2 separate regions of the Homo sapiens genome follow, and region 1 is linked to region 2. Evidence: chromatin loops called from intact Hi-C (ENCODE). Cell type or tissue: PC-3. All regions are shown on one strand. Region 1 overlaps SPIRE1 (spire type actin nucleation factor 1). Region 2 overlaps SPIRE1 (spire type actin nucleation factor 1).

Region 1 (8,000 bases), 96 kb after region 2:
TACAGGCGTGAGCCACCATGCCCAGTCAGTACTAGAAAATTTAATTTCCCCAGACTACACTTAGATTTCACTGACCTAAATTCAAATATGCATTTAGCTCTATACCTTTCCCTTCACCCAATACTATCCTCCCACTTCTTCCTCTCCCCAGGATTTACCCTCACACCTAGCCCACAGTGGTTATTCTAACAGCCTTGTTATTTTTTTAGTACTTAACTAGAATTTCTATGCCTCAGACTGTATTATGACATCACAAAAGAAAAATCACAAATAATAGCTTTTGTATGCTCCCAATTCTTAAAATAAAAAATAAAATTGAAACCACAATTTCTTATTTGAAATGAGTTGGTTGAAAAAAAAACAAAAATGAAAAAATAAAAGAAGACAACCACAACTCCTCATCTCTTAATGATCCTAATGAGAAACACTGGCTGAAACTGAGACCAGAAAATAAGGGGCCTTAGGTTCTATGAATTAAATTAAAAATTATATATGAGCAATAAAGACTACATGAACATATATATAAAATGAGCTTACTAGCTAAGGGTTTATATAATAGGGTTTGATAAGTATAAGACTGTTATTTTACTTATATATTTATTTATTGTTACATAAAACTCTACATTCAACAGTGATTTATAACATACATTTTATTTATTTATACATATGATTGTTTGTTCAGACCATTAATGCTTTTGGTAGTTAAGAATACTTAACTCCCATAAAATTGGTAATTAATTTTACTCGGCAAAGTACTACTGGACAGAAACAGCTCAAGGAAGGGTACAGACTGCCTTTCGGCAAACAGTTACTGAGAGCCTACTCTGCATGGGGGGAAGAGAGAGAGGGAGGAAGAGAGGAGCACTCAGGCAAACTGTAACAGAGAGTAGCCTCTTTAAGAGTATATGAGTTGGCCAAGTGCAGTGGCTCACGCCTGTAATCCCAGCACTTTGGGAGACCGAGGCAGACAGATCATGAGGTCAGGAGATTGAGACTATCCTGGCTAACATGGTGAAACCTCATCTCTATTAAAAATACAAAACATTAGCCGGGTGTGGTGGCAAGTGCCTGTAGTCCCAGCTACTCGGGAGGCTGAGGCAGGAGAATGGCGTGAACCCGGGAGGCAGAGCTTGCAGTGAGCCGAGATTGCGCCGGTGCACTCCAGCCTGGGTGACAGAGTGAGACTCTGTCTCAAAAAAAAAAAAAAAAAAGAGTATGTGAGTTTACATCTTCAGTAGGATATATTCTGAAGATAAAGAGAATTACAAAGAAATCTATAAGTTTTTGTAGTACGTTTCTTGTTGGTAGTATAAAATTCTGAAACTATTTTAATGTATTGCAGCAATGAGCACATGAGTAAATACACTGATATTGCTGGGAGTCATGACTTACACTATGGGAGAAGGAATACACAAACCTAACGTGAGAAGAAAAGGAGCCCTGTGGTGGCAAACTGTAACTAGAGATATTACACAACTTCAAAACATTTCCTAGCTCTGCTCATCAAAAGTGGGAGAAGCCCATGGGGCACGCCAAGCCCATTCCCCTTCAACAGAATCAGGATTCCTTGGGAAATTGGCTGATTTCAGGGCTGGGACAGGGAAATTACAAGGTAAGTCAGGAACATCTTTTTGTACCAGAAAACAATGAAGTGCTTAAAAACAATGATAGAGGAGTGCCAAAAGGGCATAAGAGTCTATAAAATAAGATTTTTTTCAATGACCTGCATTATAAAACTGAAAATGCTGTAAAAGTACTAAAAATTTTTGTGAGAATTCAACAGCTCTTGGTCATTCAATTTGAATTGGTGAGTAACTCACGGTAATATGAAAAGGCTGTAAGTACAAAGTATTTGACCAACTACACAGGTCTGCCATCCAAATTCCTGCTCAAAAGCTAATCTAGGAATCCAAAAATCCCAATCACATGACATCAGAGCTTAAAGGGATCTTGGAAATGATCTTGCTCAATCCATTCATTTTATACATGAGTAATTTGGCTGGGTGTGGTGTCTTGCGCCTGTAATCCCAGCACTTTGGGAGGCTGAGGTGGGAGGATTGTTTGAGCTCAGGAGTTTGAAACCAGCCTAGGTAACATAGCGAGACCCAGTTTCTATCAAAAATAAAAAATTAGCCACGCATGTTGGCACAAGCCTGTAGTCCCAGCTACTCAGGAAGCTGAGGAAGGAGGATCACTTGAGCCCAGGAGGTCCAGTCTGCAGTGAGCTGTGATAGTGCCACAGCACTCCAGAACAGGTGACAGAACAAGGCCTTGCCTCAGAAACCATTAATTAATTAATTAAAAACAGATGAGTAATCTGAGAGCTCAAGGAGTCAAATGAGTTGCACATAATGACACAGAGTTGGTGACAGAGTGAAGAGCACACTCTAAGGCTCCTGATTCCTCCTCATGTATGTTGGTGTGGTTTTCTTATTCTAATCCTCTTGATATGGTTTGGTTCTATGCCCCCACCCAAATCTCCTGTTCAATTATAATTCTCAATGTTAGAGGTGGGGCCTGGTGGGAAGTGATTAGATCATGAGGATGGTTTCTAATGGTGTAGCACCATCCATCCCCCTAGTGCTGTCCTGTGATAGCGAGTTATCATGAGATCTGGTTGTTTCAGTCTGTAGCACCTCCTCCTTCCCTCTTTCTTCCTCCTGCTCCAGCCATCCAGGACGTGCTGGCTTCCCCTTCACCTTTTGCGATGACTGTAAGTTTTCTGAGGCCTCCCCAGCCATGCTTCCTGTACAGCCTGCAGAACAGTGATCCAATTAAACCTCTTTTCTTTATAAATTACCCAGTCTCAGGTAGTTCTTTATAGCAATGCAAGAATGGACTAATATATCTCCATTCCCACTTTCAGTGGCTGTTGGGATTGAGGGGAACTGCAGGGGTACTGTCCAGGCTAACTACCATTTCTACTGTTTCTGAGGAATGGGGAAATGCATTCCTCAAAAAAAATTTTTTTTTTGAGACGGAGTCTCGCTCTGTCGCCCAGGCTGGAGTGCAGTGGCATGATCTTGGCTCACTGCAAGTTCTGCCTCCTGGGTTCAGGCATTGCACTCCACCCTGGGCGAGACAGCGCCACTCCATCTCAAAAAAAAAAATTCTGGGTGAAGTCACAGGATTTGTAAGTTTTAGAGGGATTCATTCCTTAGGTCTGGTGCAGTAAAACAGAAGTGGCCAACCTTTGAAGAAAGACTCAGAACTTGTCAAGTGTAAATCCCTTGATGCTATACTGGTAGTTTCCAATTGAAGAAGCTGTTGTTGAATTGAGGAATGCGGCCAGGCGCAGTGGCTCATACCTGCCATCCGAGCACTTTGGGAGGCCAAGGCAGGTGGATCACGAGGTCAGGAGTTCAAGGCCAGCCTAGCCAAGATGGTGTAACCCCATCTCTACTAAAAATACAAAAATTAGCTGTGCATGGTGGCAGATGCCTATAATCCCAGCTACACGGGAGACTGAGGCAGAGAATTGCTTGAACCCAGGAGGCGGAGGTTGCAGTGAGCAGAGATCACGCCACTGCACTTCCAGCCTGGGCGCAAGAATGAGACTCCATCTCAAAATAAATAAATAAATAAATAAAAATAAAAAAAAGAAAGGCTGAGGTGGGAGAATGGCTTAAGCCCAGGAGGCAGGCAATGAGCTGAGATGGTACCACTGCACTCCAGCCTGGGCAACAGAGCCAGACATTGTCTTTAAAAAAAAAAAAAAAATTTATTAGACGAGTCCCCTTATGTCCCAGGAAACAGAAAAGCCTATGCCTTCCTATAAACTGACACAGAATGGCTTTACGAAACAAACTAGTCCTGATATAAAATGTCTGTCATAAAGAATTCATAACTAAGGCAACACTGTCATCTTCAGCAGACATTATAAATCTTAAATATTGATAATCAGATCATTTCACCATGGGTCTGCTCAGAGAATGCAAATAATACTTTCAAATTAAGGTAGCTACTTATCTTTAAAGTAGAAACCTCAGCATATGGCTGACTTATCATGCAGTCACATTATCAATATGATTCAAACTAGCTGAATAAGCAAAAGGCAAACTATACCTACCAAAAAAACAGAATTTCTGGAACTTTTAAGATAAATGGTTCTCAGAATTATTCTCCAGCTTTTTACTATGTGACCAAATTCTAGACAATGTTTCAGTCCCTCTAACCATGTGAAATTATGTTCTTTTTCATGCTAAAACTGAGATACCAATGAATACACCCTGCTCTCCTGCCAGCATACCTCTGCCACCTTCATTTGTTCAGTAAATATTTATTCACCACCTACTAAGTACTACTCATAAGCACTGATGACACACTGTCGTAGTAAACAAGCTAGACACAGTTCTTGCCTCATAAGGCTTACATTTTATTGAACACAGCCCCAAAAAAGTAATCAAACAAAACAGAACTCGTGATAAATGGATCCAAAAGGGAGAGAAAGTAACAGAAATGACCCCATCTGGGGTGGTCAGGTAAGATTCCTCCAAAAGATGATATTTAAACAGAGACCTTGAAGCTGGGTAGAACCAACTGCAGGGCGGGAAGAAGAATCTGTTCCGGAAGCAGGAGGTGGCGTGTGACAGGCCTGGGAAGTGTTTGGTGGATGAGTAACATAAACTGTGTTTAGACAGGCAGGGGGCAGATCACACAGGCTTGTAAGGATAGTATGATGAGTTCAGATTTGACTTTAAGGAAAATGGGAAGCTATTGAAGGATACCAGGCAAGAGGGTCAGCTGCGTCCAGGTAGTTTCCAGGTCAGTCTTGCTATAATGTGAAGAACGTAGTGGAGACAGCCAGATGGAAAGCTCAAGGCCAGCGAGGAGGCTACTATCATTGTACTGCAGCACTACACGCGGGCGGCCAGGCAGGGAGATGGCAGTAATGAGGGTGAAAAGGAGAGGGTTCATGAAATAATTTGGAAGTAGAACAGGATTTGTTAATGGATTGACAAACAACATCCTGAACATGCTCCATGTTTTCAAGAATAATATTCTCAAACATTTGACCAAAACTGATCAACAACAACCATTAGTTTAAGAACTATAATACTTTTATAAGAAAGGAGTTTATTAAATATGCTTCTGGGACAATTTTTGTATTATTACTAGGAAAAAAAACCCATAGTTTTGTAGTTAACAGGCTGAAATTTAGCAATAAAAAAATTTCTACAGCCTAATCATACCCGAATTTCTTTTTTTCTTTTTTTTTTTTTGAGATGGAGTCTCGCTCTGTCGCCAGTCTAGAGTGCAGTGGCACGATCTTGGCTTACTACAACCTCCGTCTCCAGGGTTCAAGCGATTCTCCTGCCTCAGCCTCCCAAGTAGCTGGGACTACAGGCACACACTACCATGCCCAGCTAATGTTTGTATTTTTAGTAGAGACGGGGTTTCACCATGTTGGCCAGGATGGTCTTGATCTCTTGACCTCATGATCCGCCCACCTCAGCCTCCCAAAGTGCTGGGATTACAGGCGTGAGCCACCACACCCAGCCTCATACATGAATTTCTAAAGTGCAGTGGCCACTGAGGACTTGGAATCAATGAACAGAACTTCAAAAGTTAGGACAGTGAAACTACGTATTTATTAGCTTAAACCAATTTCCCCCAACAAAATCATCTTTGCCAAGTTGCATTTTAAGGGAAAAAAGAATGTTATGCTTTTTTTTTTTTTTTTTTGAGATGGAGTCTTGCTCTGTCGCCCAGGCTGGAGTGCAGTGCATGATCTTGGCTCACTACAGCCTCCGCCTCCCAGGTTCAAGCAATTCTCCTGCCTCAGCCTCCTGAGTAGCTGGGACTACAGGCACGCACCACCACGCCCAGCTAATTTTTGTATTTTCAGTAGAAATGGGATTTCACCATGTTAGCCAGGATGGTCTCAATCTCCTGACCTTGTGATCCGCCCGCCTCAGCGTGAATGTTATGGATTTGATACAAAAAACAGTCAGGGACATGACCTCTAATTTTAAATATCTCTCATGGAAAAAGCATTCATCTGTTCATTCACCAACAATACGTTTGTGTGACAGGCACTCTCCAGAACTTGCATCTTCTTCCTTGAGATTATCTGACCCCCACCCACAGACTCTGCCCCAAGCCAGGCTCTAGGACTTTCAGCCTTCAATCACCTTTGCCATAAATGTGACTTCTATCCTAATTCAGAAATGGAAGCTCCCACTTTATTTTTGACATAGACTACACTTTGCTTCCTAGATTTGTAACTAAATCCCTTACCTTTCAAAAAAAATGACAGCCTTGGATTGTTATTACCAGTCACCTTCCCAGGGACTAGAGTCTCCCCTTGGACCTAGTATCAGTGATTAAAACCCGCCACAAAATTTGGATATTATCTTTTATCTATTTTATGTAATCTGGCAACACTGGAAGCTTGCAGAGCAAATAAGTTTCATCTCTAGTGCCAATTCTGAGTAACAGTGGCTGTCTAGAATGTCATCTTCAGAAGTATTCTGATGGCAAGTACAGGATAGGAGGTGCCCAGGACTATTTAGAAATGGTCTCACTCATAAGTGGGAGTTGAACAATGAGAACACATGGACACAGGGAGGGAAACAACACACACCAGGGCCTGTCAGGGATGGCAGGGGAAAGGGGAGGAAGAGCATTAGGACAAATATGTAATGCCTGTGGGGCTTAAAACCTAGATCACGGGTTGACAGGTGCAGCAAACCAGCATGGCACATGTATACCTATGTAACAAACCTGCACATTCTGCACATGTATCCTGGAACTTAAAGTAAAATTTTAAAAAAGAAGAAGAAATGCTGCCATAGGAATAGAAGACATAATATTTGTATTTAAAGAATAGTACTGTATTCATAAGTATAATAAAAATGTGTAACTTACAAAACTCATTACAAAAAGATATTTCTTGACTATGTATAGTATATGTAGTAAAGGATAAATAGCTAAAAATGTTTATAGTATAAACATTTTTAAATGTTTATACATAAATAGCTAAAAATGTTTATAGCCTGGAGCCACATTTCTGACACTCCTGTGTTAGAAGACAAGGACAATGAAAGTCAAAGTACTCTTTGTAAACTGGGTTGATTTGGATTAAACTTTTCCCTAGTAACAGCAATTCAAACATTGCTTAAACTTCACAAGCTCAAAAATACATAGACATATCACTAGATTTTAGGAATGAGAACTTGGAGGGGAACCTCCCCAAGCCAAATCATAAACAGAGTTCTAGCAGGTGACAATCCCAAATGTTCTACTATTCCCTATCAATTGAAGAGTTCTGGTTTTCATGCATTTCATACACACATCTGTGTCCATTCTCTTTAGAATCTCCTGCCCCTCTGTGGCATCTGAGTATGAGACAACCTAGCCAACAAGAGCCCTGCAGAGAAGCATCCCAGGAACTTCTATCTTCCAAGCCCTAATTCCCTTTAGTTATATCACAACTCTACCAGCCATATCCACTTACCCAAATGTGTTACTTTCCCTCTGTCAAGATTTGGGAGATCTGATTTAAAAACTATAAAAACAACATAGGCTTGACATAGACTACACTTTGCCATTTTTAGCTATTTAACCTTTACTATAAACATTTTTAGCTATTTAACCTTTACTACATATACTATATATAGTCAAGAAATATTTTTGTAATGAGTTTTGTAAGTTACACATTTTTATTATACTTATGAATACAGTACTATTCTTTAAATATAAATATAATGAAAAGATCATTAATTAAAGAAGAAAGTCAAGCTGAGCACTGTGACTCACATCTATAATCCCAGCACTTTGGAAGGCTGGGGGTGGGGGCGCGAATCATTTGAGGTCAGGAGTTTGAGACCAGCCTGGCCAACATGGTGAAACCCTGTCTCAACCAAAAAAAAAAAAAAAAAATTAGCTGGGCATGATGGCACATGCCTGTAGTCTCAGCTACTTGGGAGGCTGAGGAGGGAGAATCGCTTGAACACAGGAGGCGGAGGTTGCAGTGAGTTGAGATCGAGCCACTGCAC
Region 2 (8,000 bases):
CTCCTGCCTCAGCCTCCCAAGTAGCTGGGATTACAGGCTTGCACCACTATGCCCGGCTATTTTTTGTATTTTTAGTAGAGACGGAGTTTCACCATGTTGACCAGGCTGGTCTCAAACTCCTGATCTCAGGTGATCTGTCCACCTCGGCCTCTCAAAATGCTGGGATTACAGGCGTGAGCCACTGCACCTGGCCTCTCTGTTACTTTTTAATCACTGCATTCTGCATTTTCTTCTTAGCAATTGTTAGGATTTAAATTACAGTAGTTCCTCCTTATCCACAGTTTCACTTTCCATGGCTTCAGTTATCTATGGTCAACTGCATCCAAAGATATTAAATGGAAAATTCCAGAAATAAATAAATCCTAAGCTTTAAATTATATGCTGTGCTGAGTTGCATGGTGAAATCTCACACCATCCTGCACTGTCCTGCCTGGGGTGTGAATCACCCCTTTGTGCAGCATATTTGCTCTCAGCCTCAAGCGATCTACCTGCCTTGGCCTCCCAAAGTGCTGGGATTATAGGTGTGAGCCACCAAGCCTGGTCTGCATACCACAAACTTTGATAGGTCACGCATTTGTTATTATTCAGTTTATTTCCACTGTGATTTCTTCTTTGACTCTTGGGGCATTTAAAAGTAGTTTCTTAATTTCCAAGTATATGTGGAAATAATAAAATCTTTTTGTTATTCATATCTGGCTTAATTCCACCATGGTAACAGAACATTTCCTATGTAATTATAACCCTTTGAAATTTGTTAAGACTTGCTTTAAGGCCTGGAATACGGAGAAATTTTTAATTGTTCCATGTATACCTGAAAAGAATGTGTACTCTGCAGTGGGTGGGTGGCATGTCCTATTAAGTCAGGTTTGTTATTCTCATTATCCAAATATTCTATATTTGTACTGATACTAAGAGAGGTATTTTAAACCTCCCTCTATGGTTGTACATTTGTCTACTTCCCCTTTTAGTTGTATTTGTTTGAATGTTGTTCAATGCTACTGTTACAGGCTATGTTACTAGGTGCACATAAATTTATGAATGCTATTTCTCCTTAGTAAATTGAACTTTTTATCAGTAAGCATCCTTTTTTATCTCTAGTAATGCTTTTTGCCTTTAGGTCCATTTTATATTAAAATAATGTCTGTGATACTTTTCTTTTGGTTAGAATGTTATATTTTTCCATTCTTTTACTCAAGCTTTCTATGTCCTATTTATAGTGTCTACTCAGTAAACAATGTATGATTGGATTTTGTATTTTTAATGCAGTCTAAAAATCTGTGTCTTTTAAAAATTAGAGTATTTTAGGCTAGTACAATCCACAGAAATACAGTGTGAGCCATGTATGTAGTTTTAAATTTTCTAGTAGCCACATCAAAAAAAAATAAAAAGAAACAAGTGAAATTAACTTTGATAATATATTTTAGTTAACCCAATACAATAATATATATTATTGTAATACTTCAAATTATAGCCAATACAAAAATTATTAATGAGGCTTTTTTTTTTTCTTTTGAGATGGAGTCTCGCTCTGCTGCCCAGGCTGGAGTGCACTGGCATGATCTCGGCTCACTGCAACCTCTGCTTCCCGGGTTCAAGTGATTCTCCTGCCCCAGCCTCCCGAGTAGCTGGGATTACAGGCATGCAGCACCATGCCTGGCTAACTTTTTTGTCTTTTTAGTAGAGACGGGGTTTCACCATGGTAGTCAGGTCTCGAACTCCTGACCTCAAATGATCTGCCCACCTCAGCCTCCCAAAGTGCTGGGATTACAGGCATGAGCCACCGCACGCAGCCAACAAGGCATTTTACATTCTTTTTTTGGTACTAAGTGTTTGGAATCCAGTATAGATTTTGTACTTTCAGTCCACGTCAATTTAGACTAACCACATTTCAAGTGATTAATAGTCACATGTGGCTAGTAACTACTGTATTGAGCAGTATAAATTTAGACCATTTACATTTAATGTAATTACCAATATATTTCAGTATCAAATTACCATCTTCTATTTGTTTTCCCATCTGTTCTATATTCCTTTTCAATTCTTTCCATCTCTTCTTTTGGATTACCAGTAATTTTCTTAGCTCCACCTGCCCCCTTCCCTATTGGCCTGATATTTACAAATTCTTTTATTTATTTTTAGTGGCTTTTCTAATAAAGGTTAGGCTTTAGTGGCTTTCCTAATAAAGGTTAGCACTAATAAATTAGTGCTTTAACCTCTTCCCAATGCCAAGGTCTTAGAACACTAACTCCACGCTACTGTTATACATTTTAATTCTAAATATATTCTAAATCATGTAAGACATTATTATTTTTTGCTGTTAATATTCATTTAGATTTATTTTCATGTTTATTTTTCTTTTTTTGAGGTGGAGTCTTGCTCCATCGCCCAGGCTGGAGTGCAGGGGCACAATCTTGGCTTACTGCAACCTCCGCCTCCCAGGTTCAAGCCATTCTCCTGCCTTAGCCTCACAAGTAGCTGGGATTTCAGGCATGCACCACCATGCCCAGCTAATTTTTTGTATTTTTAGTAGAGATGGGGTTTCACTATGTTGGCCAGGCTGGTCGTGAACTCCTGACCTCAAATGATCCGCCCGTCTCGGCCTCCCAAAGTGCTGGGATTACAGGCGTGAGCCACCATGTCTGGCCCATGTTTATTTTTCTTTGCTCTTCAAATATTCTGCATCTCCTAGTTTCTACCAGACATGGACTGCCTTCTGCCTGATGTATACTCTTTGGTATTGCCTTTAGTCAAGGTCTGCTGGTGACAAATTTTCTGTGTTTGTCAGATAAGATATTTTACCTTTTCTTAAAGAAACAAAACAAAAAAAGATCTCACTGTGTCACCCAGGCTTGAGTGCAACGGCACCATTACTGCCCACTGCAGCCTCAACCTCCTGGGCTCAAGTGATCCACCATGCCTAGCTGATATTTTACCTTTATTGTTGAGACATTATACTGGATAAATAATTCTAGATTTAATGTTAGAACTTTGAAGATAGCATTCCACTCTGTCTTCTAACATTACTCTCCCCCTGACTTACTTTGTGAAACGGGTATTGGAATGCCTGCCCAATCTACCTCACAGTGTTACCCTAAGGCTCCAGTAATAGAAGGGGGATATAAAGGCACTTTTCAACTACAATGTACCATATTAAAACATAACAAATTATTAGATTACTTGAAATAAAAGACTATCCGGGACAAAAGTTACACATTAAAGAGCGTCTTGCTTGCTAAGAATTGAAAACAAATTGTTTCAAGTTCTTAAACATCCTATTATTTGTATTAATTAAACTTAGTTTCACATTTCTACTTCAAACAAGGAGAAAGCAGTTACAATTCTTCAGATAATTCTTGTCTTCTCTTCCAACAAAGTAAACAATGAGTCAATTTATGAATTGAGGTTTTTAACCTGCTAACCAAACCACAAACTCATATCTGCACTACACGATGAGGAATCATGGGTTTTATAATACTTTAAAATTTCCGTTTACTTGTAAAATGTTTCAGCAATTATTTTTCTTCTCATTCAGCTACATGGAACATTCAGAACAGTCACAGATGTGGAGAATTTTATGGGTCAGTTTTGATTAGCATGGAAACCAAGAAACAACAGGTGAGGTTGTGATATTCTCCAATAAAATTTCTAATAGAATTGGTAGTCTTCAGTTTTCCTTCAATCTATAAAACCTTAAAAAAATTTTTTTTCTTTCTTTCTTTTTTTTTTTCTTTTTTTGAGACAGAGTCTCACTCTGTCACCCAGGCTGGAGTGCAGTGGTGTGCTCTCAGCTCAATGCAACCTCCACCTCCTAGGTTCAAGAGATTCTCATGCCTCAGCCTCCTGACTAGCTGGGACTACAGGTATGTGCCACCACACCTGATTAATTTTGTATTTTTTTTTTTAGTAGAAACAGGGTTTCCCCATGTTGGCCAGCTAGTCTTGAACTCTTGGCCTCAAGTGATCCACCTGCCTCGGCCTCCCAAAATGCTGGGATTACAGGCATCAGCTATCGCGCCCAGTCGTTTTTTTTTTTTTCCTTTTAAATAGAGACGAGGTCTCACTATGTTGCCCAGGCTGGTCTCAAACTCCTGAGCTCAAGTGATCCTCCCACCTGGGTCTCCCAAAGTGGTGGGATTACAGGTGTGAGCCACCATGCCCAGCCAAAAACCTGTCCTCGTAAGCACCCTTTTAACTATTCATTTTTCATATAATGATAGCAATAAGTTAGGGAACCACAGTAGCTCAAATTAAAAAATAAAAGGTATCCATTCAAACTTCTAAATGTCCAATAATTTTTTTATAAGTTAAGATATTTAATGTCATTGAATAAGAATTTTAAAATTCCAATTACTCTCTGGATCTCATCTTCCAAACCTGTAGTTTAAGACAGCAATCTGGCTATGACATGTTACATTACTGGTGCCAGGGTTGATTTTATGGATCTAGTTGGTTAGGTGGGTGTTCCTTTCCTCTTTCACCACTCCTTATGTATACTTCCCCCAACACACACACCACCAAAATACTGTTAGCTCACTTTCAGATGTATGAGTGGTTTTGCTACTTAATGTAAAATGTTTTACTCTTCATTTTTTCAATCACTATTTATCAATGGTCTTCCACAGAACAAGCTGGTCATTTGTGGTCTGCAGAAAGTTTAATTGGCCTTTAAGTGTGTTTACATGTTTTTAAAAAATAAACCTTAACATCTAGAAAACATAACATAAATAAAACACATCAAATTTCTATTTGTTTGTGTATTTATATATATGTATTTTATGTGTAGAGCCTGCTGATTTAAAATGAGAAGCACTACACATCTTAAAAGAACTAAAGAATATATCTGAATTTCATAAGAATAATAACTTGTATAGTTCTTTCCAGAGTCCTTGAGAGTTGTACCATCTAAGGAGGCCTAAGGAACAGGGGCACTCAGCACACCTGAAAACTACCACTGTCACAGTGCTTCTATATTCCTGTCTCTGAAACACCTTTATGAAAAGTTGGAAAATAAGAGATACACCATTGACACTGCTTATAAAACCTAGTAAATATCATATATAAATAACTGAAAACAGAATGCTTTTATGGCTAATTTGACAGATCTGTTTGATGTTAATCTCTGTACATTTGGCATGGTAGAAATTATGACCTTCAAGTACATAGCAAAATTTAAAAGAGAAAAATTCAGTATAACCAACCAAACTTGCTTCATTACATATAAATACCACTAAGTAGGTCAAGAAAACCTAAAACAATCAGCTGTGACACTTGAGATGCAAAATCTTCATGTAAGTAAGTGGATCACAGTTGTTTTTTACTCTAGAAAAAGGAAATACAGAGGTCAACTGAAGATATAATGCCCAGTCAAGCTGATACATGACATGTAATGATAAGGGGTATATAATATCTAAAAGCGGTTTCTTGAGTTATGATTCAATCATAAATGTCCATGTTCAGGCTGCTGACAAATCTGGGAACTATTATTAAATGCCGAATCACCGTTCTTTATTATTATTATTATTATTGAGACGGAGTCTCGCTCTGTCACCCAGGCTGAAGTGCAGTGGCGTGATCTCAGCTCACTGCAAGCTCTGCCTCCCAGGTTCACGCCATTCTCCTGCCTCAGCCTCCCAAGTAGCTGGGACTACAGGTGCCCGCCACCACGCCCAGCTAATTTTTTGTATTTTTAGTAGAGACAGGGTTTGACCGTGTTAGCCAGGACGTTCTTGATCTCCTGACCTCGTGATCCGCCTGCCTCGGCCTCCCAAAGTGCTGGGATTACAGCCGTGAGCCATCGCGCCCAGCCTCGTTATTATTTTTAAATAAATGTAGATATGTGTCAACCATTCAATTTTTTAAAAAATAACAGCTTGGACACAGTGGCTCATTTCTGTAATCCCAGCACTCTGGGAGGCCAAGGCAGGAGAATCACTTGAGCCCAGGGGTTCAAAACCAGCCTGAGCAACATAGCAAGACCTCATCTCTGCAAAAAATTTAAAAATTAGCCAGGTGTGGTGGCATACACCTGTAGTCCCAGCTACTCATGAGGCAGAGGCTACAGTGAGCCATGATCACACCACTGCACTCTAGCCTGGGCGACAGAGTGAGACCATCTCTCCAGGGGGGGAAAAAAAAGAAGAAGAAATAACAACTCTTGAAAAAAACAAGTACTGCATAAAACGCTGCCTTACCTTCATGACATCTCTATATGACCGAATAGCTGAGATTTTTCTCTTTTCATCTTCATCTCCCAGGCCTTCTTCTGCAGCCTCATAGCCCTCATCATTGCTACCGTCAGCTTCCACCGTGTTGGCCATGTGATCGATAAGCTGCTCTAGGGGAGGGCTTAATTCCCTTTCTTCATTCTCCTTCAAACCATAGTCCAGTGCTTTATAAATAATAATTCCCAAAGATTCAATGACCTAGGAACATTTAAAAAAGTGGTTAATGGAGATGAATGAAGAGCTTTCTAGGACTAATTGTGAGGCATAAGATGTTTAGTATGATTTTTTCCCTCAAACCAACATACAACACATACACAAACCCTTTTTATATTCTCTTAGATTTATACTTTGTGTTAAAATTTGTATTTGCCATTCATATATAAAATATTAACCGAGTTGATTTTCCACATTTCCCAAAGGTATTTCTGAGAACAGATATAGTTATCAAAGAATATATCCTCTCAGAACTCTTATGCCAATGTTTATCTAATTAGAGATGCACAGACATCCCAAGTATCTGAAAGACTGAAAACTCACTTACGGGTAGCAATTAACTCAAGCCTAAACAACAACAAAAATCTATTCATATCCATGTATACACACTTCTCTAGTTCCATTCAATCACTGAAAACACATCTCTCTCAGACGATGCAAACAAATGAGAGACCTTTTGCAAACCCTGAATTTTCAAGGCAGCTCACAGATAACCCTCCCTACCACACACCTCCATCAATATTACTGCCGGGCAAATGAACCTCATTTATGAACAGTAGATACACCACTGTTGCATACCACCTCGACAACTGCTCCAGACTTTGGCCAATACAGGAAATCCCACTTTATTTCTCAATAGTGCCTTTCTGCTATATATTTAAAAAAGCACATATAAAACCTTTTAATTTTATTGTTCTCTCTCTCTCTGTGTCTCTCTCTCTCTCTCTAAAGAACACTGGCAGCCAGCGTGGTGGCTCATGCCTGTAATCCCAGCACTTTGGGAGGCTGAGGCGAGCAGATCACTTGAGGTCAGGAGTTCGAGATCAGCCTGGCCAACATGGCGAAACCCTGTCTCTACTAAAATTACAAAAATGAGCTGGGCGTGGTGGCGTGTGCCGGTAATCCCAGTTTCTTGGAAGGCTGAGGCAGGAGAATCGCTTGAACTGGGGAAGCGGAGCTGACATTGCGCCACTGCACTTCAGCAAAACTCTATCTCATAAAAACAAACAAACAAACAACAACAACAACAACAAACAGGCAATGAAGCCAAAGAATTAAAATTAAATCCTGACTTTTACCACTAGCCAGCTGCCTCAGGACAAATCATTTTAGTGATGACTTTTCTCATCCGTTAAATGGGGATGTCAATGATACCTCCATTTAATAAGATTCTGTTGAGACTATGCATTCACTATGCATGGAAGTACCTGGTACAATATCTGACTTATTACAGGGACTCAATAATGATCTCACTGCTCTCTCCTTCCTTTAGCCCATTCTTTTCCAATGTTTATCAGTTACTCCCAAAATAAATAAAATCTTTCATTTTCAGTATTTCATTTATAGCTGGTAATACCGCATTTTTAAAAAAGTGCATCACAAATAAAAAAGAAAGTCAGAAGTTTCTAACATGAGTTAAATACAAGAGAGTCATTGACTAGCTCTTAAAAGCCTCACTCAAAATTCTCTACAAAAATTCAAAAATTCTCTACAAAATCTGAAATCTACTTTACCAATGAAATAATATTTTCTCAACACTAGCATTCAAAATGAATATCATGC

Evidence for each region. Peaks named below come from ENCODE experiments on the same cell type or tissue, not always from the same donor. Only the 100,000 strongest peaks of a DNase experiment are listed, where the experiment ranks them.
Region 1: a loop joins it to region 2, with 6 times the contacts of the local background. A loop is called at or near these places in 44 of 110 quality-filtered maps.

The regions. Positions count from the first base shown.
Region 1 is chr18:12,636,166-12,644,165 of GRCh38, forward strand. The region is part of intron 1 of SPIRE1 (spire type actin nucleation factor 1); the gene reads right to left. Among named protein-coding and RNA genes, the nearest start is that of SPIRE1, 18 kb to the right of the region's middle. In PC-3, CTCF peaks have their summits at 4,660 and 4,909; DNase peaks (open chromatin) are centred at 1,916, 4,316 and 4,616; H3K4me3 peaks cover 1,934 bases; H3K27ac peaks cover 6,161 bases.
Region 2 is chr18:12,540,483-12,548,482 of GRCh38, forward strand. SPIRE1 (spire type actin nucleation factor 1) reads right to left here. Exons shown (of 17, transcript NM_001128626.2): 3 at 6,192-6,422. Among named protein-coding and RNA genes, the nearest start is that of SPIRE1, 110 kb to the right of the region's middle. In PC-3, no CTCF peak of the experiment used is centred here; a DNase peak (open chromatin) is centred at 3,439; H3K4me3 peaks cover 644 bases; H3K27ac peaks cover 2,086 bases.